Regions from separate parts of the Homo sapiens genome. Here regions 1 and 2 are each linked to region 3. Evidence: chromatin contacts called from ENCODE Hi-C or POLR2A ChIA-PET data. All regions are on one chromosome and are shown on one strand. The core of a region is the stretch at or near the end of the contact, and the rest is flanking DNA. Distances in the headings are between cores, read along the strand shown.

What was found. Hi-C counts contacts between places; a loop is a spot of excess contacts on that map. ChIA-PET counts read pairs that join two places held with the same protein, here RNA polymerase II (POLR2A). Pooled maps may share reads with other maps.
Region 1: a loop to region 3 is called in a map with no recorded cell type, with 9 times the contacts of the local background. The contact joins two enhancer-like sites. A Hi-C loop is called at or near these places in 2 of 37 single-sample maps with no recorded cell type and 3 of 50 pooled maps. POLR2A ChIA-PET finds 5 or more read pairs at or near these places in 1 of 52 experiments (H1).
Region 2: a loop to region 3 is called in a pooled map, with 4 times the contacts of the local background. The contact joins the promoter of PARPBP here to the enhancer-like site in region 3. A Hi-C loop is called at or near these places in 1 of 37 single-sample maps with no recorded cell type and 5 of 50 pooled maps. POLR2A ChIA-PET finds 5 or more read pairs at or near these places in 2 of 52 experiments (BJ and PC-9).

What each region holds. Positions count from the first base shown.
Region 1 is chr12:102,008,736-102,011,859 of GRCh38, reverse strand. No RefSeq gene overlaps it. Among named protein-coding and RNA genes, the nearest start is that of DRAM1-AS1, 46 kb to the right of the region's middle. Within about 2 kb of position 1,504, at least 5 of the 41 ENCODE cell types and tissues checked have a DNase peak (open chromatin) inside an H3K27ac peak, as active enhancers do.
Region 2 is chr12:102,118,263-102,121,628 of GRCh38, reverse strand. PARPBP (PARP1 binding protein) reads right to left here and starts at 1,446. Exons shown (of 11, transcript NM_017915.5): 1 at 1,343-1,446. It overlaps NUP37 (nucleoporin 37), which reads left to right and starts at 1,515. Exons shown (of 10, transcript NM_024057.4): 1 at 1,515-1,579; 2 at 3,046-3,266. The coding sequence starts at 3,111. RefSeq lists enhancers at 43-600, 1,645-1,714.
Region 3 is chr12:102,734,053-102,737,093 of GRCh38, reverse strand. No RefSeq gene overlaps it. Among named protein-coding and RNA genes, the nearest start is that of LINC00485, 89 kb to the left of the region's middle. Within about 2 kb of position 1,778, at least 2 of the 41 ENCODE cell types and tissues checked have a DNase peak (open chromatin) inside an H3K27ac peak, as active enhancers do.

The DNA of each region.
Region 1 (3,124 bases), core at 255-2,754, 720 kb after region 3:
TGTGGTTCATAATGAGTAACCATCGTTGCCATCAACTCCTGTATTACCTAAACAAAAAAAAATGTGTGCAGGATTAAAATGTTCTCACCTCACCTTGCAAATAAATAATTATTATTCATAGTTATTTACACACAGTCTAGAAAATTCCTAAAGTACTTATGTGAAAAATATATAAATGCATTTAACTAATTGTGCCCATTTTAGTTTAGTTCACCTGCAAGTAGAGCCTGAGAAAAGGACTTGGGTGTATACAGGTCATTCACAAGGTGATCCCAGAAAACAGAAGTAAAAAAACAGGGAGAGGAAAAGGGAGAAAACCACTTAAAAGTTTATTATCGGCCAGGTGAGGTAGCTCATACCTGTAATCCCAGCACTTCGGGATGCTGAGGTAGGTGGATCACTTGAGGTCAGGAGTTTGAGACCAGCCTGGCCAACATGGTGAAACCCTGTGTCTACTAAAAATACAAAATTTAGCCGGGCGTGGTGGCATGCACCTGTACTCCCAGCTACTGGGAGGCTGAGGCAGGAGACTCACTTGAACCCAGGAGGTGGAGATTGCAGTGAGCCCAGATGGAACCACTGCACTCCAGCCTGGGTGATAGAGTGAGACTCTCTCAAAAATAATAAAAAATTTAAGAAGTATGTTATCAAGATTGCCAGTTGGGGTTTGAGTGCTCCAAGACCCTCTGAGAAGCTTTCAGAATGCCTCCCAAAATTTTCCACCTAATAAAACTGGGAACATTAATTAAGCAATTTCCATCCCCCGTTAGTTGAGTTGCCTCCAGGGGCATTAATTATCCCTGCACTTCTGGGCTGTGCTTCTGTGTGGAAAAGCAGCACCCCAGTGTTGAAGAAAGACTTGGAACAGGAAGCAGAAAGATACATGGCTTCGGCTTGCAGTGGGATTTCACAAGCAGAAAGGACAAGTCCAAGCTTACTCACCTAGAACTATCCATGTAGCTGTGACTGATACCGGAAGTGGACGAGGGAATGTGCAAAAGAGATATTTGCTGCAGTCTACCCAAATGCAGTCAATTCAGAACTGATTGAGTCCCATGTTAAGTCTACTTTGTCTTTTGTCTGTGGGATAACACAAGGTGATGGCCAGCCACAGTCTTTCTAAAATCTACACATGAAGATTAGTGAGACAAGCCACAATTACTGTCACTATGACTGAACGCAAGGCCAAAACTGGTACTTATCATCTTCTTCCACCACCCATTTTACATTTCTCCTGCTCTATATCAGAAATTCCGCTGGTCTAGGCTGGTTGTCAAGCATAGTGACCCAGACCTTCATCCTTTAAGTTTTCTAGGGCTTTGATTGCTTTGCCCTGTTTAGGCTATGATTATCACAGTCATCTGTTTGCTGTTTCTTACCAGGCACTGAAGCACCACGACATGCCCCAGTGAACCACCTGCGTTCTAGACACATTCTTCCTGTTTCATTTTGTAATCACAACCCTAGCTCCTCATGTTAACATATTACTTCCTATTTTTGTCCCACAGACATGAGCAGTCCCAAGGGACCGATTGGCAGCAGTAGATTCAGCTTAGTGGAATCCTTACTGTGCTCCCCCATGGAAGTGTGCTAGTTCCTTCCCCCTACCCCATCTGGGAACTGGGACTTCCAGGAAAGTCTGAGGCGGCAGGGATGGGAAGCACAATTACAAAAGAATGTCACTGAGAATGGTGGAGAAGGATCATTCCTATTTCTTTTCTCTTGGTTCCTGGATCTGTGAATCCTGGCAGCTGAGGACATGGCATCATATGCTAGCCATTTTTGTAGTGCTTTTACCACATCCTAGAGATTAGCACTTCAACCTTGCAGAATGTCATCTCTGAGATGGTGACTACAATGAGCCTATAATAGACCATTTCATTGTTCTATTTGATTGATTTCTTCTGGATGATGCTGTATGCGGTAAGACAAGTGGATCCAACAATTCATGCGCCTGTTGTTAGTCATTTACTACAAAATAATCCCAAGATCTGAGGCAGTGTAATGCGAGATACCATGTTGGTAATAGACATCCTGTAGGCTATCAGAGGGTAATGCTGGCAGAGGTGCTGCTGGAAGGAAAGGAAAGCCCCTATTAAGAGTAGTAATTAATTACAATAAGAAAGAATTACTCCTCTTCCAGGGTGGAAGGAATTTAATGCAAATAAATTGCTCCCAAGTGACTGGTTAACCTCTTCAAGGAATAGTACCAAATCATTGGTCTCTGCTGCCGACAAATAGGGTATTCAGCAGTAGCTGAATCCTAGCTCATCTAGCTCATCACTAGATGAGCATTAGTGTGGAAGCCCAAGCTGTTGGGCCCAAGCATAGCCGGCATCTCTGCTGCCACGATTACTCCATTTGTGGGCTCATTGTATAACCTGGGGCAATCAAGGACAAGGCTGGCTGACATCTACTGGAGAAATCATCTTGTCCACCTAATTTTTGCCTCCTCAGGTGAGTGTTTTCTTTCTGGCATTTCATCCTACAAAAATCTCCACACTTTGGACACATTCCCATAGTTTTGTCCACATTCTTCATCCTTAAATCTCACTTTCTCTAATCTTCCAATATTGCTCCCTTCTTATCCCTGACCAGCCAAACCAGTTACCAAGATCAAAAGTCTGTAGTATTTAACTCAGGCCATGTGCTTCTTCAGCAACATCATGACAAAGTGTACTGTTTGAAGCTCTGTCCATCAGGAAGATTATTTTCCTCACCACTAATTGTTAGAGCCACCTCTGTCAGAGGCAGCAGTGTGGCAGCAAGCCATTTTTGCCTACACCAATATATATCAAGCTTGTCCATGCATCAACAAGGTCCACTGTTTGCTGTCAGCTAGTGAGATAATATTGCAAAAGTAGCTTCAATTATTCACTTTCTCCCTATTGCATGCCTTTTGCTATATATTTGCATTGCCCTCCCCCTCTGAGTAGAGCATTTGGCCTTAACTTTGGATTCTGAACTTAGCCAATGGAATATTAACAAATGTGATCCAAGCAGAGGCTTGACAAATACTTGGTTGGTCTTGCCTTCTCTTGTGGCTCTGTTATTGACATAAGAACTTGACTTGGATAGTCTAATGACGATGAAAGATGCATGGAGCAGAGATGAGTTGTTCCAT
Region 2 (3,366 bases), core at 197-2,696, 620 kb after region 3:
TGAGCCAAGATAGCACTACTGCACTCCAGCCTAGGTGACAGAGTGAGACTCTGTCTTAAAAAAAAAAAAAAAAAAAAAAAAAAGAGCATTACTATGGTGACAGAAAACCAAGAGTCTCATTCAGGGATCAGCTAATTTTTTCTAAAGGAACAAACAGTAAATATTTGAGGCATGCACAACTACTCACTTTGACCTTCTAGTGTGAAAATAGCCATGGACATACATAAACAAACAAATGAGTATAGCTGTGCTCCAATAAAACTTTTTTTATGGACACTGAAATTTGAATTTCATGTAATTTTTACACATCACAAAACATTATTCTTTTCATTTTTTCCCCCAACCATATAAACACGTAACACTCCTTCTTAGCTCAGGAGCTGGCTGCACAAAAACAGGCAGCACAGCCAGTTTGCCAACCCCTGGTCTAGTCCCAGCTCTTCCTGTAGCTAGCTGGCTGTGGGAGCCTATGCCATAAGCCTTACACGTGGTTCCTAGGTGGAGGCATCATCACACAGAAATACTTGCCTTCCAGTCCCTTGTGAGAAGTCAATGAGACAATAAATATGCAAGCACTCTGAATGGCAGGCTGCACTATACAAAAAAACAGTAGCCAAAGGCAGCAGCGATAACACTTGTTTTTAAAAAATTGGATTCCAAGTTGCTCTAGAGCAAAAACTGTGAGACAGAAAATTGTCACTGGGCAGGCAGTGTGAAATGGTTGAAAGAACTACACTTCCGAGTCAGATATCACTTCCAGGCTCCCCCTTTATGACCTGTAGTCCTTCGGTATTTAAAATCTCTAATGAGCATAAGTTTCTTCACCTGCAAAACCAGGAAGGGAATTCCTACCTCACAGAATGAGACGTTAGTGAAACAAGTACATAACCCACCTAGTGCCAGGCATTTAGTAGGTGCTCAATTTAAAAATTGCACTCAACATCATTATCAGTGTTCGAGTGCAAGTCCCAAAGGTTCCTTGGGAGGCTGTAACTAATCAGGAGTAGGAGAAAGTTGAGGAATTGGAGTCCGTGTACATAGTGGGACTAGAACCCAGGTTTCCTGCCTAACTAATGGAAGTTAAGCAGGCCTCTACGGGCCTGTCTTCCAAGCTGCAGACGAACCCTCAGGACCTACCAGCTCCATCGCTAGATACTGTGAACTCCGCCTACAGCCCCCAGGCCCAACCAGGCTCGAGCGTCAAGTCACTGCACCATAATACTTCGGTCCCACGGCACTTTGCTACGACCGAGGTATTACAGTGCAAAACACCCTCAAAAGCCACAGCCTGAATCACCACTTAAAAATGCGACAGGGCAGGTAGGGCAGACGCGAGACTTACGTGATTAGGGGTAGACCCGAAGACGTACTCTTCAGTGTGCGGAAGGATCCCCAACGGGATGCCCTCCCGCGGCCGCCGCAGTCGCCGCTGTCGCCGCTGAATACAGTTCAAACCTCGCGGGAGGCCCCGGGAGCCAATCGCTGCGCTCGCCCTCCGACCCGGAAGCAGAGCCACAGCGCGTCGCGGCAGCCCCCAAGGAAGACCAGCCTGCCTCTGGTCGGTTCCTGGCGCTCTGCGGTGCGTATCGAGCTGGGAGCCCGAGAGGCCGGGATGCTTTTCTGCCGGCCGCCCAGCCTTGCCACTCTATTCCCAGGAGTTCTTCCTTCCCACTTCGGGCCCCGGGAGGTGGGAGCGGGGTCTTGAGGAACTCGCCTGGCCCGGGGAGAGGTGTCGGCGCTCATTGCAGAGACTTATCTTGTTCCCTCCCTTCTTCTCTGCCGTTGTAGTTTTACAGGGGCAAGTCCTGTCCAACGTGTACGGTGAGGCCCCGGCCACTGCTTTAATGAGCAGTAGGTGTAGGGACGGAACAATTTCGTGACCTCGAATCTCTTGCACTTCTATACCTCTCTGTCTCCGTGTCCATAACACTTGCTGGTCACCCTTCAAAAGTCTCCAGTCCCTGATGTCCATTCCTAAAGTTACTAGTTTATAAGCGTCTCGAGGTGGGACTCATTCTCAGTACATACTCTTAAGGTGCTTGATATGTTTGTTACTGAGTCCAGCTGTTTTCAGGACAACCCTTGTGTCGAATTTTTTAAAAAACCAAAAACTCTAAAACCCATAATTCTCATGTGGGAATGCTACTTCCAGAATGCACACTAGTCCCTGACAGGTTAAGGTCTTCTGCCTAGTTTTAAGAATATTATTATTTTAATTTTTAAGTTCCGGGATACGTGTGCGGGACGTGCAGGTTTATTACAAAGGTAAAACGTGTGCTATGGTGGTTTGCACACCCATCACCTAGGTATTAAGCTCCACATGCATTAGCTATTTATCCTGATGCTCTCCCTCCGCCCAACCCCCTGAACATTATTTTTATATCACACATTTTGGTACTCCTTAACAACAGATCCTGTATTTTCTATCTGTTTATATTATAGCCCTTTTCACGTTGAGTCATAACTATCCCTAAACTGTGGTCTCCTTCAAGCCAGGAGGCTGTTTTTTTCTTCATTAGCGCTGGTTCTCCACACACAATGAAGTCTTCCAAATCCTGGCCCTGCTTATGAGCTTGGCAAGTTAGTTAACCTACTGAAGCCTCAGTTTCTCCATCTACAAAATGGAGACCAGAGGTAGTACCTGCCTTTAGATTTGTACAGATACCAGATGTGATCATGTCAGTAAAATGCTTAATATGGTACCTACAAATAGTGGTTCATAAAAGTTATTAATTTTTATTAACATTTGCTGTTAAAATGATTCCATCTTCAGATGAAATACTATTTGTTTTAGATAATCTAAACAGAACTTTGCAGTGTTATTGTCTGCTAGAATCACAGATATGGGAAAGAGCTGTGGAGCAAATGTGGAACCATTAATAACTAGATTTAATATTTTTCCTGCAGTTTCTGTCCCTTGATAAGTACTTTAAATGTTTCTTTTGAGCTTTCTGTCTCATTGTAACACCACAACCTTATTTTGATGCATTTGCTGAATGACTAACATATTGACCATTGTAATTGTACCTGTGCTCTAATCCACAGTTTCGTGACCTTGTCCAGTAGAAGGCTATTTAATTTTCACAACTGCTTGAATTTTGACATACAAGATGAAGCAAGATGCCTCAAGAAATGCTGCCTACACTGTGGATTGTGAAGATTATGTGCATGTGGTAGAATTTAATCCCTTTGAGAATGGGGATTCAGGAAACCTAATTGCATATGGTGGCAATAATTATGTGGTCATTGGCACGTGTACGTTTCAGGTTAGTCTACAAAACTGCACCGAATGACAGTGAACATATTTCACTACTAAGAGAACTTACACAAACCAAATCTAAACTTTGAAAGTATATTGAGTTTGAA
Region 3 (3,041 bases), core at 529-3,028:
AGAGAAGAGAAGAGAAGAGAAGAGAAAAGTGAAGAAAAAGAAAAGGAAGAAATAAGCACACCAGCTTTATGACTGATAAAACTGTTTGGAGCATGTGGCTTACTTAGCCAAGAGGGCTTTATAATGTGCCCCTGAACTGAATTTTTTCCACAAAACTATAGGCCTCCTTCACAGGGAACTAATTTAATCATCCGACTTATAGTCCCTGCAGAAAGACAGAGCCAAACATCATTAAGGTTCTCTGCCAATAGCACCCATTGCCAAGCAATCTGTGCCCACTTTCACCTTCTCCTATCTGACCAGCAGCCAACTCAGGATGGCCCTTGCCAATCAGCTGGGCCACACCTCTGGCTAAGCTCTGTTGGTTAAGAGAAGAAAAAGCTGAGATGGGATAAGAGACCAGAATTTTTACTCTAGTAGAGACCCCTCCAGAGAAAGTCAAAAGAGCGCAGGCTAAACACACTCCTTACAATTATGAAGAGTGCTCCAGAAAGAGCAGCCCAGGGGATTGTGAGAGAGCATGACACAGGGGCCTAACTTATTCCAGGAGTGGGGTGTATGAGCAAGGCATGGTTTCTGCTCTCAGGTAATTTACAGCCTCACCAATGGGGAGGGGGAATCAACATAAAACAGTGATGATAAATTATCTACTAGCAACATAAATTAGGTTCAGAAGAAGTATGAAGAGGGGTAGCAATTGATGATTGGCCATCATTATTTCCTGTTCATCTTTTAAGTACACCTCTTACCCCTATTATCTATAGTATTAGAAGACAATGTCATGCAGAGATGGTCTCTGCACTATTTCAATGTGAGAATAAATCAATAATAAAGTAAAAATTTCAGTCATTTAGGGATAAATTCCAAATCTGGATATCTAGGGATTTTTTTTTGTTTTTTTGTTTTGTTTTGTTTTGCTTTGTTTTATGCTTTGTTATTAGATCTGTTGGTTGTCTAAGAAACCACCATATCAATTGAGCTTTATGACATCATGTAAGCAAAATCTGAAATCCACCCAAAAGTGCAAACACATCTCAAAATACTTAAAATAAAAGCTGTTTTTTATTATAAAATTAGTGTATATTTGTTAAATATTTTAGAAAATGCAGAAGTGCCCCATCATTTAAACTCAGCCATGGTTATCACTTTGATATATTACTTCCTTTGCTTTGATTTTTTTCCCTCTGCATAATCTTTATTTTGTTTTCTTAGTGGTTTTGTTTTGCATGCATAATCAACTCTCAGTTATCTGCAATGGATTAACTAATTTGTGGATTAACCATCATTACATATCAGGCAAATAATCTGTGAGAAAATATTAAAGATATCACAAGTCAGTGAAAACCTTTATTAAACACATATCTATTGAATGCTTATTATGTGCCAATCACTCTTCTATGTGCTGGGGAATCAGAGATGAACAAGAAAATATGACTCCACTTCCCATTTAGCCTACATTTATCACCCCTGTATTGGAAGGCATCTATTGTCTGGCATTGTAATCAGCTGACACACAGAATTAACTACGTGAGGGAACATCTTCTCTTCTCTCACCTACAAGGAGAGGAGACATTCTTTACAGCATCCACTCTGCCCCTCACAACCCAGACAAACCAGGTTGGTGGCCCAGCAAAGGGAAACACTTGTGACAACTGTGAATTTTATAAACTCAAGGCTAGAGAGGGAGGTGTTAGGTGAGAAAAAGCAAGATAAAAGAGGAAGCACATTTCAATTCCACTCCTATATTCGGTTTTGGTTTTGTTTTGAAACAGTTTTGCTCTGTCCCCCAGGCTGGAGGGTAGTGGCATGATCTTGGCTCACTGCAGCGTCTACCTCCTGGGTACAAGTGATTCTCATGCCTCAGCCTCTTGGGTTGCTGGGATTACAGGTATGCACCACCACGTCTGGCTGATTTTTGTATTTTTTTAGTAGAGATGGGGTTTTACCATATTGCCCAGGCTGGTCTCAAACTCTTGGCCTCAAGTGATCCTCCTGCCTTAGCCTCCCAAAATGCTGTGACCACAGGCATGAACCACCACACACAGCCTGTTCATTTGAATTTTAAGCTTATTTATATTCACTCTATGTGTTGATTTGTAAAGAAACACTTTTTCAAAAAATTTATTCTAGGCCCCACCCTCTCCAGAAGAAGCTCTCAGTTTATTAAAATCTTTTATGCCTCTCTTAGTTCATGACTAGTATTTTATGACTAGTACTTTATAATATATATAAAATATTGGGATAGTACATATAGTTATATGGATATATGGATATTATATCTGATACATTATTATGTATCCATTATACATACTTATATATTTATATATTTTATATATATTACAGTTGATATATTTTTCATGTCTTCAGGTTATTAGATATCTATAAAGGAATTTTGATTATTTATATTGTCTCAAATTTTTAAACCACTAATTGTTTTTCAATTGATTCTTTTTAAAGTATCAAATCATCTATAAATAAAAATAATATTCTATCTTTTTTTTTTTTTTTTTTTGAGACGGATTCTCGCTCTGTCGCCCAGGCTGGAGTGCAGCAGCATGATCTTGGCTCACTGCCTCCACCTCCCGGGTTCAAGCGATTCTCCTGCCTCAGCTTCCCAAGTAGCTGGGACTATAGGCGCGCATCAACACGCCAGCTAACTTTTGTATTTTTAATAGAGACGGGACTTCACCACGTTGGCCAGGATGGTCTCGATCTCTTGACCATGTGATACACCTGCCTTGGCCTCCCAAAGTGCTGGAATTACAGGCGTGAGCCACCATGCCCGGCCTCTATCTTCCTTTTTAATGCATCTGCCTTTTATACCTGTTCCATGTCTTTTACTCCTGTTCCATTGGGATTAGAACTCCCAATGAATAATAATAGTGGTGATAGCAACATATTTCTTTTGATCTTAGTTTTTGTCAAATATTCTGATATTTAAGTGTTATCTTTGGTTTATGATAGTTATTTTTACCATGTTAAGAAAAGTCTTCTGTTATTAGTGTTTTAGATTTTCACAGAAATGCACATTATGATTTATT